2 separate regions of the Homo sapiens genome follow, and region 2 is linked to region 1. The links are chromatin loops, found by intact Hi-C in ENCODE. Cell type or tissue: CD4-positive, alpha-beta T cell. All regions are shown on one strand. Links, peaks and the distances in the headings refer to the core of each region. The heading gives the core; the rest is flanking DNA. Region 1 overlaps LOC105369777 (a long non-coding RNA gene). Region 2 overlaps LOC105378250 (a long non-coding RNA gene).

What was found. Peaks named below come from ENCODE experiments on the same cell type or tissue, not always from the same donor. Only the 100,000 strongest peaks of a DNase experiment are listed, where the experiment ranks them.
Region 2: a loop joins it to region 1, with 26 times the contacts of the local background. A loop is called at or near these places in 6 of 110 quality-filtered maps.

What each region holds. Positions count from the first base shown.
Region 1 is chr12:54,189,633-54,195,008 of GRCh38, forward strand. LOC105369777 (a long non-coding RNA gene) reads left to right here. Exons shown (of 3, transcript XR_944984.2): 2 at 816-902. Among named protein-coding and RNA genes, the nearest start is that of SMUG1, 3.3 kb to the left of the region's middle. In CD4-positive, alpha-beta T cell, for the core only: a CTCF peak has its summit at 2,130 (motif pointing left); a DNase peak (open chromatin) is centred at 2,099; H3K27me3 peaks cover 2,303 bases.
Region 2 is chr12:53,788,656-53,794,031 of GRCh38, forward strand. The region is part of intron 1 of LOC105378250 (a long non-coding RNA gene); the gene reads left to right. Among named protein-coding and RNA genes, the nearest start is that of CISTR, 39 kb to the left of the region's middle. In CD4-positive, alpha-beta T cell, for the core only: CTCF peaks have their summits at 3,203 and 3,413; a DNase peak (open chromatin) is centred at 3,276; H3K27me3 peaks cover 1,027 bases.

The DNA.
Region 1 (5,376 bases), core at 210-5,209:
AGAATTGGCTCACAGGATTGTGGAGGCCAAGAAGTCCCACAGTCTCCCGCTCTGCTGTCTATACACTGGAGAACCAGGAAAACAGGTGGTATAATTCAGGAAAGTCCAAAGCAGGGGAGGAGGCTCACTGCTAAGTCCCAGAGCCTGAAGGACGAAGAACCAGGAACTCCAATGATGTCCAAAGGCAGGTAAAATAGATGTCCCAGCTCATGAAGAAAGAGAATTTGCCTTCCTCCACTCTTTTGTTCTACTGGCCCCCAAGGGATTGGATGGTTCCCACCCATATTAATGAGGGTGATCTTCTTAGTCTACCAATTCAAATGCAAATCTCTTCCAGAAACACTCCACAGACATATCCAGAAATAATGTTTTACCAGCTATCTGGGTGTCCCTTAGACCACTCAAGTAGACACATAAAGTTAGCTATCACTCTTCCATCCAAATCTTCTCCCTCAAATACTTTGTCCAGGAAGGCTTCCCTGATCAATCCTCATCCCATGGCTGCACCTAACAGTCCATTCCCCCACCATTCCCCCATCCCAATATCTATGTCCAAATCTGTCCTATTCCTAGTTTTGTTCTTGTGCTCTATCTGGGTCTGGTTCTGTGTCGTGACTCTAAAACTTTCATTAGACTGGGAACCCCCTAAGGTTAGTTATCTTCTATATTCCTCCCACCCCACAATCTCCACACACCTTAGCACAGCCAAGGCTCTAATCACAGAAGCAAGGTCTCCCTGTGAGTGGTAGAAAAGGAGACCTATAAACCCCAGAACAGGAAGAAGTGAGAGAAAAAGGATGCTATTCCCTTCCCAGGACTTGTCTGATCTCCTATCAACAAAAACTTAATGGGTGCAGTAGGAGCTTCAGGGAGCTGTGAGCAGTGACCTGCTGACATCAAGGGTGAGAAACTACCCTGACCCTTGCAAGACTTTGGAAATGGAATTAATCATCCACCTCATGAAGCCCATAATTTCCTGAGCTTTAATTTTTACCAGATCCTCTCCCTCTCTGTGTCTCTCTCTGCCTATGTTATTTGCCCCTCTCTACTTATGTAAATTTATCTCTATTTCTAGTCTCTTGTGTAGCTTTCTCTCTGTATCTGCAGGTCTCTGTCTCCCTCTGTGAACATCTCCCTGTTTCTGCTTCTTACCCTAGAATGACTGGAATAAGAGAATCTGAGCTTCTAGAACAAGTTCCCCCATCTCTGTGTGTCTATGTATTTCTGTGTTTCTGACCAAAAATAAGGTGAAGGGACCTCATTGTGGTGTCATCTCATTGCTTAAAAATTCCAGGATTTCCACCATCCCTTGGACAACCCTCCTGTCCACCCCGACCCCTCTGTCACTTGCTTGCCCAGCACTTCTGTTCTAGTTTGTCATCTTGGCAGCCCCTCCACATTCAAAGTCTGCTTCTGGCAGAACAATAATGAGTGAAATGAGTAACAGGCAAGCAGAGATCCCCCAGGACCTCCACCTCCCCACCCCTGATTTCAATTTCCTAGAAGACTTGAATAACTGTTTCTGTCCCTATAAGCCCATCCACCCCAGGGAACCCAGAGATAGGAAGTCCAGATATAAGGAGAAACTGAGGCTTAGGCAGCCCACAGTGAGTCCCTACAGCCAATGTCAGAGGGGCCTGGGGCCTTCTCTCTCTCTAGTCCATGCTATTCCTCCCCGCCCAGTGAGTCACTCCCAGGAAAGATGGAGGTGAGGCGCTCTCCTGAAGTAGGCGTGCTTAGAAACAGGGACCCTGAGGCTTTCAAGAGATAGAGCCCAAGAGATGAAACATGGGCTTGGGTGCAGCCCTTCCAACCAGTCTCTTCCATTTATTAGTCTTCATGTCTTCTGGGAAGTCTTCAGGAGGCTGCTGACTGTGATTTACGGGTAGAGCCTTGTGGGGCAGGAACAGAAGATGACCCAGGTTATCGCCTGGGTAAGAGCCTAGAGAGTTGAGTCACCGGTCCTGGGGCAGGGCTCCAGGCATACCCACCAGCCAGCCCCTCTGTCCTGAGCCCGGGAGGGAAGGGGTTAACCGGCTCACTTGTTTTTTTTTTTTTTTTTTTGTTTCCTCGGGCTGCTGGAGCTGTGTTGGGCCATGAGCGCCATCTATCGGCCTCTTTGGGTCCTAGCTCCGACTCTGCTCACTTGGGCTGCTAGGCGGATCTTTCAGCCTTTCCCTTGCCTCGCCGCTTCTCACGGGGAAGGGCTGTCTAGCTGCGGGGCCTCCCACTGCACAAAACAAAGGTCGGGAATTGGAGAAGGTGAAGGCCATGTTTCCCCCTTCATAGATACTAAGTTTCACCCTGTTCAGCTCCCACTCACTGTTTCTGACATGGGGAGCCCCAAAGGGGGTTCTGGTGTTTAACTTTCAGTGTAGCCACCTTCCCCACTTCCACTACACTGGGTCCTGTCCCGATTAGCCCAACAAACATCAAAAGAGCATAGGACAGTGAAGACAGCATAGCAGAGGCCTCAGGACTTTGGGCTCTGGAATCAGACTGCTGCGTTTGAATCCAAGCTCTGCCACTTACTCATGGTGACCTTGGGCATGCTACTTAATTTCTCTGTGCCTCAGTTATCTCAGTTGTAAAATGGGATAATCATTGTAATCTCTATCTTCTTTTGTGATGTTTAAATGACTTAATTACATTAAGTGCTTATTACAGAATTTGGGCTCCACAAAGGGTAGTTATTGCTGTTGCTCTGCCAGGGTCTCAGGCAGATGATAGTCTGAGTACCCAAGACCCAGTCCATGAAGCCCTATCAGACACACAAGCACGGAGGACAAGACTGGGGAGCTCATCCTGTAGATTTCCCAAAGACAGTGACCTGCATGCAGGGTTAGGTTTGGAGTTGGAAGTTCAGGATTGCAAGGAAAGTAACTCTTCAGGTCTCCAAGGTCAGCAGAAGTTGGGATAAGGAGGTCACAGCAAGAAAGAACCTGAAGTAAAGATGTAGGAAGGAAATGCATTAAGGAAGAAGCATTAACAGGCCCTTTAAAGGGCCCTGATTTGGGGAAGGGAAAAGGGCTCCTTGATGTGTGAGTTAAGCAAGGGCCACTGCATCCCAAGGACATGTCCTTGGCACAGATGCAAAAGTCTCCAGACTTGATCAGATTCCCCATGCCTCCCCATTCCATCTGTGGGGACTTAACACTCCATGTCTTTTCCTCAGCCTAGTGAGGAGGGGCACTTACAAAGAGAGAAAGCTATCTGCAGGGCCCACAACCAGAGGAGCTAGGCTGTGAGTTCATCCATTTGTGTCCTTTTTTTTTTTTTTTTTTTTTTTTTGAGACAGGGTCTCACTCTGGAATGCAGTGGCATGATCATGACTCACTGCACTCTCGACCTCCTAGGCTCAAGCAGTCCTCCCGCCTCAGCCTCTCCAGTAGCTGGGACTACAGGTGCGCACCACCACACCCAGCTAATTTAAAAATTTTTTTTGTAGAGACAGGGTCTTGCTATGTTGCTCAAGCTGGTCTTGAACTGCTGGGCTCAAGTGATCTTCCCACCTCGGCCTCCCAAAATGTTGGGATTATGGGTGTAAGCCACCGCACCTGCCTGATTTGTTTCTCAACAGGTTCAGCCATCTCGCTGTCTCTGTATCTTCTATATCTCTGCCTTCATCTACCTTACAAGAAATGGGATTATTCTCCAAGGGGTGAGAATAAGGTGACAAAGTGACACCCTCTCAGTTAAGACAGAAATGCAGAGCCAGTGGGGTCCCTGGCTCAGCCTCGCTACCCTGCTACGCACACCTCAGCCCCAAGGCAGCACAACCTAGCTTTATGGATTATGCCTACTTAACTGGAGGAAGATGACAGCGTCTAGGTCTCCTCAACTCTGGTGTCCTCCATCTCCTGGGGCCTGGACGCCTGGGTCCCCAAGAGAGGAGCAGGAATAGGCTGGATGGGCTGATTTGCATCACTTACTTGGGAAGCAATTATCGGAGGAGCTGTCAGCTCAGTGCAGCTCTCTCCTCACTAATCGGATTTCACCAGAGCCCGGGGCTTGGGGGGGCCGAGTAATTTGGCTTGATGCAGTGGTGGGAGATGTCAGGGCCAGGAGGCCGGACAATCTGTCTGAGTGGTGTTAGAGTTGTCCAGAGCAATTATCCTGAGGGACCACACAGACATCAGATAGACAGACAGACAAGGGAATGGGACTGATCCCCAAGTCCTTTAGCAGGAAGGATGGAAGTGAGACTTGGAGAATGGGAGGAGCATCTCCCACAGGTTGAACCAAATTGAGCAACTAGAAGAGGATCAAGATGAGTCTGAGAGAGTGGCCATGGGACCAAGTGGGAGGACGACCCAAGAATCCTAGCTTCCAGCCTACTCAACACCGAGGCCCAGCCCTGCCTTGCCCTGCACTCCCAGGGAACCAGTCACAGAGCAGGAACTTGAACCTAGGGTGATTCTTCTGAGCTCTGCTCCTTCCCCTGCAATGTTCCCAAAAGACAATTTCCTTGCCTCTGGCCCTGGCTCTGTCATTTGCCTTCTCTTGCTCCTGCAGCCCTCTTGAACCTGTCCTTTCCTTCCCACCCATACTGCCCCTCTCATCTCTCTGGTGATCCCTCTCTCTGTCTCTGTCCTCCATTCCACATCTTTCAGAATAGTGGTAAGGGTGATAGTGACAATAACTAACCGTTAGTGAGTGCTTTGTCCACACCAGACACCACCCTGAGTGCTTTATGTGGATTGTTTCCTTTACTCCTCTCAGCAACACTTTGAGGGACATACTTTTTTTTTTCTTTTTTGAGACAGAGTTTTGCTCTGTCACCCAGGCTGGAGTGCAGTGGCACAATGTCGGCTCACTGCAACCTCCGCCTCCCAGGTTCAAGGGATTCTCCTGCCTCAGCCTCCTGAGTAGCTGGGATTACAGGCACCTGCCACCACGCCCGGCTAATTTTTATATTTTTAGAAGAGACAGGGTTTCACTATGTTGGCCAGGCTGGTCTTGAACTCCTGACCTCAGGTGATCTGCCTGCCTCAGCCTCCCAAAGTGCTGGGATTACAGGCGCAAGTAAGCCACCATGCCCAGCCTTTTTTTTTTGAGACAAAGTCTCACTGTGTTGCCCAGGCTGGAGGGAAGTGGCACAATCTTAGCTCACTGCAACCTTCACCTCCCAGACTCAAGCAATCCTCCCACCTCAGCCTCCCAAGTAGCTGGGACTACAGATGTGCACCACCACACCCTGCTAATTTTTAAATTTTTCTGTGGAGATGGGGGTCTCACTATATTGCCCAGGCTGGTCTCAAACTCCGGAGCTCAAGTGATCCTTCCACCTCAGCTTCCCAAAGTGCTGAAATTACAGGCATGAGCCACCATGTCCAGCTCAAGGATGTTCTGATAGCAGGTTGAAAAGAGCACTGA
Region 2 (5,376 bases), core at 294-5,293, 400 kb before region 1:
ATCATTGAAACTTAATGGTGTACTTAGAGGTAATCAAAAACAGTAGATAATCCAAACAGTGAATAATAAAGAAACAATTTCTATTTGCTTTTTGGAATATAGAAGAGACACACTTAGTGACACATGCAAGCTTATATTCAGACATTCTCTCATTCACCTTCACTGTGTCCCACCCTGCAGTCAGTAGCTTGGAAAGGGTGAGGGGCTAGGTATAAAATAACTCATTGAAAGTCATGTGTGTATACATGCTTTGTGGACACATGTTTGCATTGGGCTGGAAATAGGCATTAAAGAGTAAGGTATGCTTATCTCCGTAGGTCCATCAACATATTTGTTAGACTTTTTGTGTATGTTGTGTATGTGTGTGTACAAATCCTGAATGAGTTAAACCAGCTATAGGGAACTGGCTGCCTTCCACCCCTGATCTTGGCTGATGTGTTTGTACCAAACCCTGATATTTATTTTTCATCACCTCTCAAGGGAACTTCAATGAGTTTTCTTTCTGGGAAGTTTATGGCTAAGATGCTGGGCTGCTTTGGGGCCCTTATAAATCTGCTATAATCAGAGGAGGTTTGCAGAGAAAGAGAAACAGCAGCCACAAGGCAATCCTCTCCTGTCCTTTACTTTCTAGCCTAACACACAGTCGCCCTTGTATGAGTACCACCCACATCTACCATCACTCTCCTAGAACCCCTTGATAGAAGGTGCTCAGATAATTCGTTTTATTTATTTCTTTGCTTCTAAGTGGGCCTCTATACTTTGTCAGAAAGAGGAGAATTAAAAAATGTACAAATACATCTACAGTTGAGATTATGAGAAACTGGTTATTTAAACAGTGGTTCTGTTTTATTAAAAAAAAACAAAAAGAATGAGAACAAACTTTTGCAGAAGCAAGGATGGTAAGAGGAGTTGAAAGCCCCTGCATGCTTTTGTAGAAAACTTTAAGAAAAGATTGTCTGTGATGCTCCTGGAAGCAAAAAGCTGGATGATCTGAACATTATTAGGAGGCAAACACAACACAGGAATTCCCTTCCTCCATCTTTCAATGCTGGTAGTTGGGAGATTTTTTTATGAGGGATTTTTATGACAAACTTTACTTTATATTTGACATTTAACAGCATCTCCTGTCCAGGGCATGAGGAAATATAGATATTTATTGACATATGGTGTCAGAAGATCGAGGAAAATTGACTCTGGAGAAGGAAGGGGGAGGGGTTTCTCCCTTTCCCTAGGTATGCAAATTACCCAGCTTAATTTGTGTAGCATATGCTTTTCTGTGCTTTGTGCTTTTCTCAGTAATGAGATTAAGAAATCATTTCATTGTTAATAAAGAACTCAGTGGGGGAAGAGGGAAGATGAGAGACATATAGAAGGAAGCACAATGGGCACCCTGTCCTGTTTGAACCTTATATGCATTCCTTAAATAACACTGGATACAATAGACGTGGGGACAAATGGAACCTGAACTGGGATCCAGGTCCTGGTTCTTGTCATCCTTTTTTAAAACCTCAAGCTTCTGCAGTTTTATCTTGAATTTCACTGTTCTTTGCATTTCTAATAATAAATAGCAGTTCCATATCAAATGATCCCCAAAATCAAGAATTCCTTCCCATTAGCTGTCTTTTCCCTGGAATTCCTTCCTCCCAATTTCTGACTGCTGAAATCCTACACAATCATCATGGCTTAGCTTAGATGTTACCCCCTGTCCGAGCCTTCCTGGATAGCCCTACCTGGAAGCAATTTCTTTACTTTCAACTCCTATCCTCCTTTGACTGATTGTCAGCTATAGTTGTGCGTCTTCTGTTTCTCCCTTACTCAACTATAAGCTTTTGGAGCAGAGGGACTGTGTCCTGAATATTTTATATTCTCTACACAATGTTTAACATAGAGCAAACAATTGTTAAATAAATTTAATGAAGCGGCCGGGCGCGGTGGCTCACACCTGTAATCCCAGCACTTTGGGAGGCCGAGGTGGGCAGATCATGAGGTCAGGAGATCGAGACCATCCTGGCTAACACAGTGAAACCCCGACTCTACTAAAAAAAAAAAAATACAAAAAAATTAGTCGGGCATGGTGGTGGGCGCCTGTAGTCCCAGCTTCTCGGGAGGCTGAGGCAGGAGAATGGCGTGAACCCGGGAGGCGGAGCTTGCAGTGAGCAGAGATCACGCCACTGCACTCCAGCCTGGGCAAGAGAGCGAGATTCCATCTCAAAAAACAAAAAACAACAACAAAAAAATAAATTTAATGAGTGGTATACAGTTGTAAGTAAGAGGCCATGGGTAGAGATGTGGAAGTAAGGGCATTATGGATATTTTAAAGACATTAGTGTTGGCAGGGCGTGACGGCTCACGCCTGTAATCCCAGCACTTTGGGAGGCCGAAGCAGGAGGATCATGAGGTCAGGAGATCGAGACCATCCTGGCCAACATGGTGAAAAATCCCGTCTCTAATAAAAATACAAAAATTAGCTGGGCGTGGTGACACGTGCCTGTAATCCCAGCTACTTGGGAGGCTGAGGCAGGAGAATCGCTTGAACCAGGGAGTCGGAGGTTGCAGTGAGCCGAGATTGCGCCACTCCTCTGCCTGGAGGCAGAGCGAGACTCTGTCTCAAAAATAAATAAGTAAATAAATAAAATAAGATATTATTGTTAATACATGATGATCTCACTCCAACTTGAACTCTAATATGTTGTCATAAAAAGGCTATTTACGTGAGTTTATAATAGCATAAAATGTATATGATGGTGTATTTTTTTAAGTGTATATTATTTTTATTTTTAAGTGTATGTTATTTAAGCAATGTAAAAAATTGTTCATAGAAAAATCTGGAAATAAACGTCAAAATGCTAAGAAAGAAGATACTATTGTTATTAAGATCTGGACATGATATATATCATATTATAGGGAAGTTTTTATCCCTCTGGTAGGTTTATTCCCTTATAACTTATTTATTCATCATCCATTCTTTTTTTCATTTAAATATAGAGCTTTTTCTAGTGCGGAACAGTCAATAAGCAAGAAAACAAGCAATTAAATGATTACAGATTATGATAAATACCTGAAGGACATAAACAGGTTCTTGCTATAGAGACTAACAGGGAATCTTCCTTCTTTAGATAAGAAGATTATGAAAGGCCTTTCTTGTCACTGTAATATATTTACCCTACTATAATTATGAGTTAATTCAATGTATAACCTGAATAACAGTAATAATAAAATCAATAATTGAATAAGAATGACAGCCTTCCCACCAGGGGGCGTTGTTCCAACTGAGCCTTAGGTTTGGCTCCTACCTTGGGCCACCCTTGCACCCTCCCTTCTGCCTTGGGAAGAGGCACAGTCAGGGCCCTCCCCTTGCCTCAGGATGGACCCTGCCCCCTCTTCTCTAGCCTAGGAGCCAGCAAGCAAAACAGGTGTTAAGAGCTTTGATCTTGCAGGAGACTTGGAGACAGATCAAGGTAGAGGCCTCTGAAATAATGACTGGGGATGTGAGAAGCTGGGGGAAGAGATGGAGACAGAGGCAGACAAAAGGAGACACAAATTGCTGTCACAGAGACTTCCTTTTAGCCTCCCATCTCAGTCTCAGTAGGTTCTGGGCTCTGTACTTCTTGGGGGAGCAGGTCAGGGCCTTTAGGGTTTTGAGGAGAGGAAGGATGTCCCCTGGGTGACTTTAGAGACCCTCTTGGTCATTCCCGGATCCTGATATAAGGCTAAAGGCAACCAAGGCTTTGAGAAGCATGCGGTCTGCCAATTCCCCAGCAGCCTCAGGTAGTCCTTTCATTGCCAGGGTCTTGCTTTGACCACGTTCCTGCCCCTCTCCTCCTGGTACAAGTTGGTGGCATGAGTTCATGTCTCTTGTAGAGTATTGATCACATGCCCCACCACTGCTTCCTGTTGGGATAACACACTTCGGTTGTTAGCTCAGGAATAATCATTCCCCTTCTCACAAAGGACTTGACCTCCTTGGTCATGCTGAGGAACACCTCAGACTGCTGAGAAGTTCTTACTTCAGTTAATGCAAGTTTCTCTAATTAAAGTTGTAGCCTTCACCTCTCTTCAGCCTTCTCCCACCCCGCTGAGACCAGCCTCTCTGCAAGCAACATCCTGAACAAGGATAGAGATTATACTTTTGCTTCAAGATAAACCGTACCTCTTTGCTCCACTCATGCACTTAGAGGACTCATATTGCTGGCTTTGAAGAGGTACTTAGAAGAGAAAGAACTGCAATTCCTACTAGCTGCTAAGGTTGTGCATAAGACAGACTTCTGATCATCAGAGATGGACACGGACTTTAGAATAGTGGTACCTCCATAGCCTTTGAAGTCAAACAGCTAAATTCTTGTCTTAGCTGGATCACTTACATCACCTAAAGTATGAGGCATGGAAGAGCAGTTGCACAGCTTCTTCCATCTGCACTTGGGCCAGAACCTGAGATTATACACTGAAGTTGGCTTTAGGTCTGGTCAGGAACTTTATGCTGTGGGTGCAAGGTAAATGAGGTGGAAGAGAAAGTAACATTGCTTGAAAGAGGAAAGGAAGAGTGAAACAAGAACATATATGGAGGGAGTGGAATAGTTAAGCTGACTCCTGAACCCACGGATCCCAGATTTAGATAGGGCACAGAGTTAATAATCTCTTAGATTATTATTATCTTACTATCTTAGTTCTTGGCTGGAAGTCCTTTGGAGTCTATCCCTCAGTGGGTGGCCCTGTTATTTGTTCCCTTTTTAAGCAGATGGAACAGGGCTCAGTGCAGGCCAGTGTGGATTCTGGTGCCAGGGTGACATTAGTGCAGGCAAATATGACAGATTTTCCCGAGGAACTATGTTCAAAAACAGTAGGAGAGGAGGAAAGGATGGGAGCTGGAGGAAGAAAGAGGGTTAGATTATCCTCTCTGGGTTCCTTGAATGAGGGGATGAGATAGAAGATGAGACTTTAGTCAAAATCATGGTCTCTATCAACTACTTTGCTCTCATGCTTTATCCTTTTTCAACTACTTTCCAAAAAACCACATTGCTAATAATTTCCCTGATCCTTTACTCCACATCATGTGAGTTTATCTTGTCAAGTTACCCCTGAGCAGACACTCCTATGGCCCACGTCAGTCAGGGGAACATCTTGAAGTCCCAAGTCTCTTCCACAGCAGGCTCTGCAACACCAAGGCAGCATCTGTATTGGGAATTTCTCTCTTAGACCTAAACTCATTTCCCTTTCCTGTGAACAGCTGTCTGCCTATCTCCCCATTAGTCTCTCCTCTTCTTTTTTCCCCCTTCTCACCAGGCCTATTTCTTTCTATAACCACGGAGCAGAGTCAGGGAGACTGTTCTGTACGTTTCATTCACTCTACTCCATTCTTCCCCTGCAACCCCGCTCACC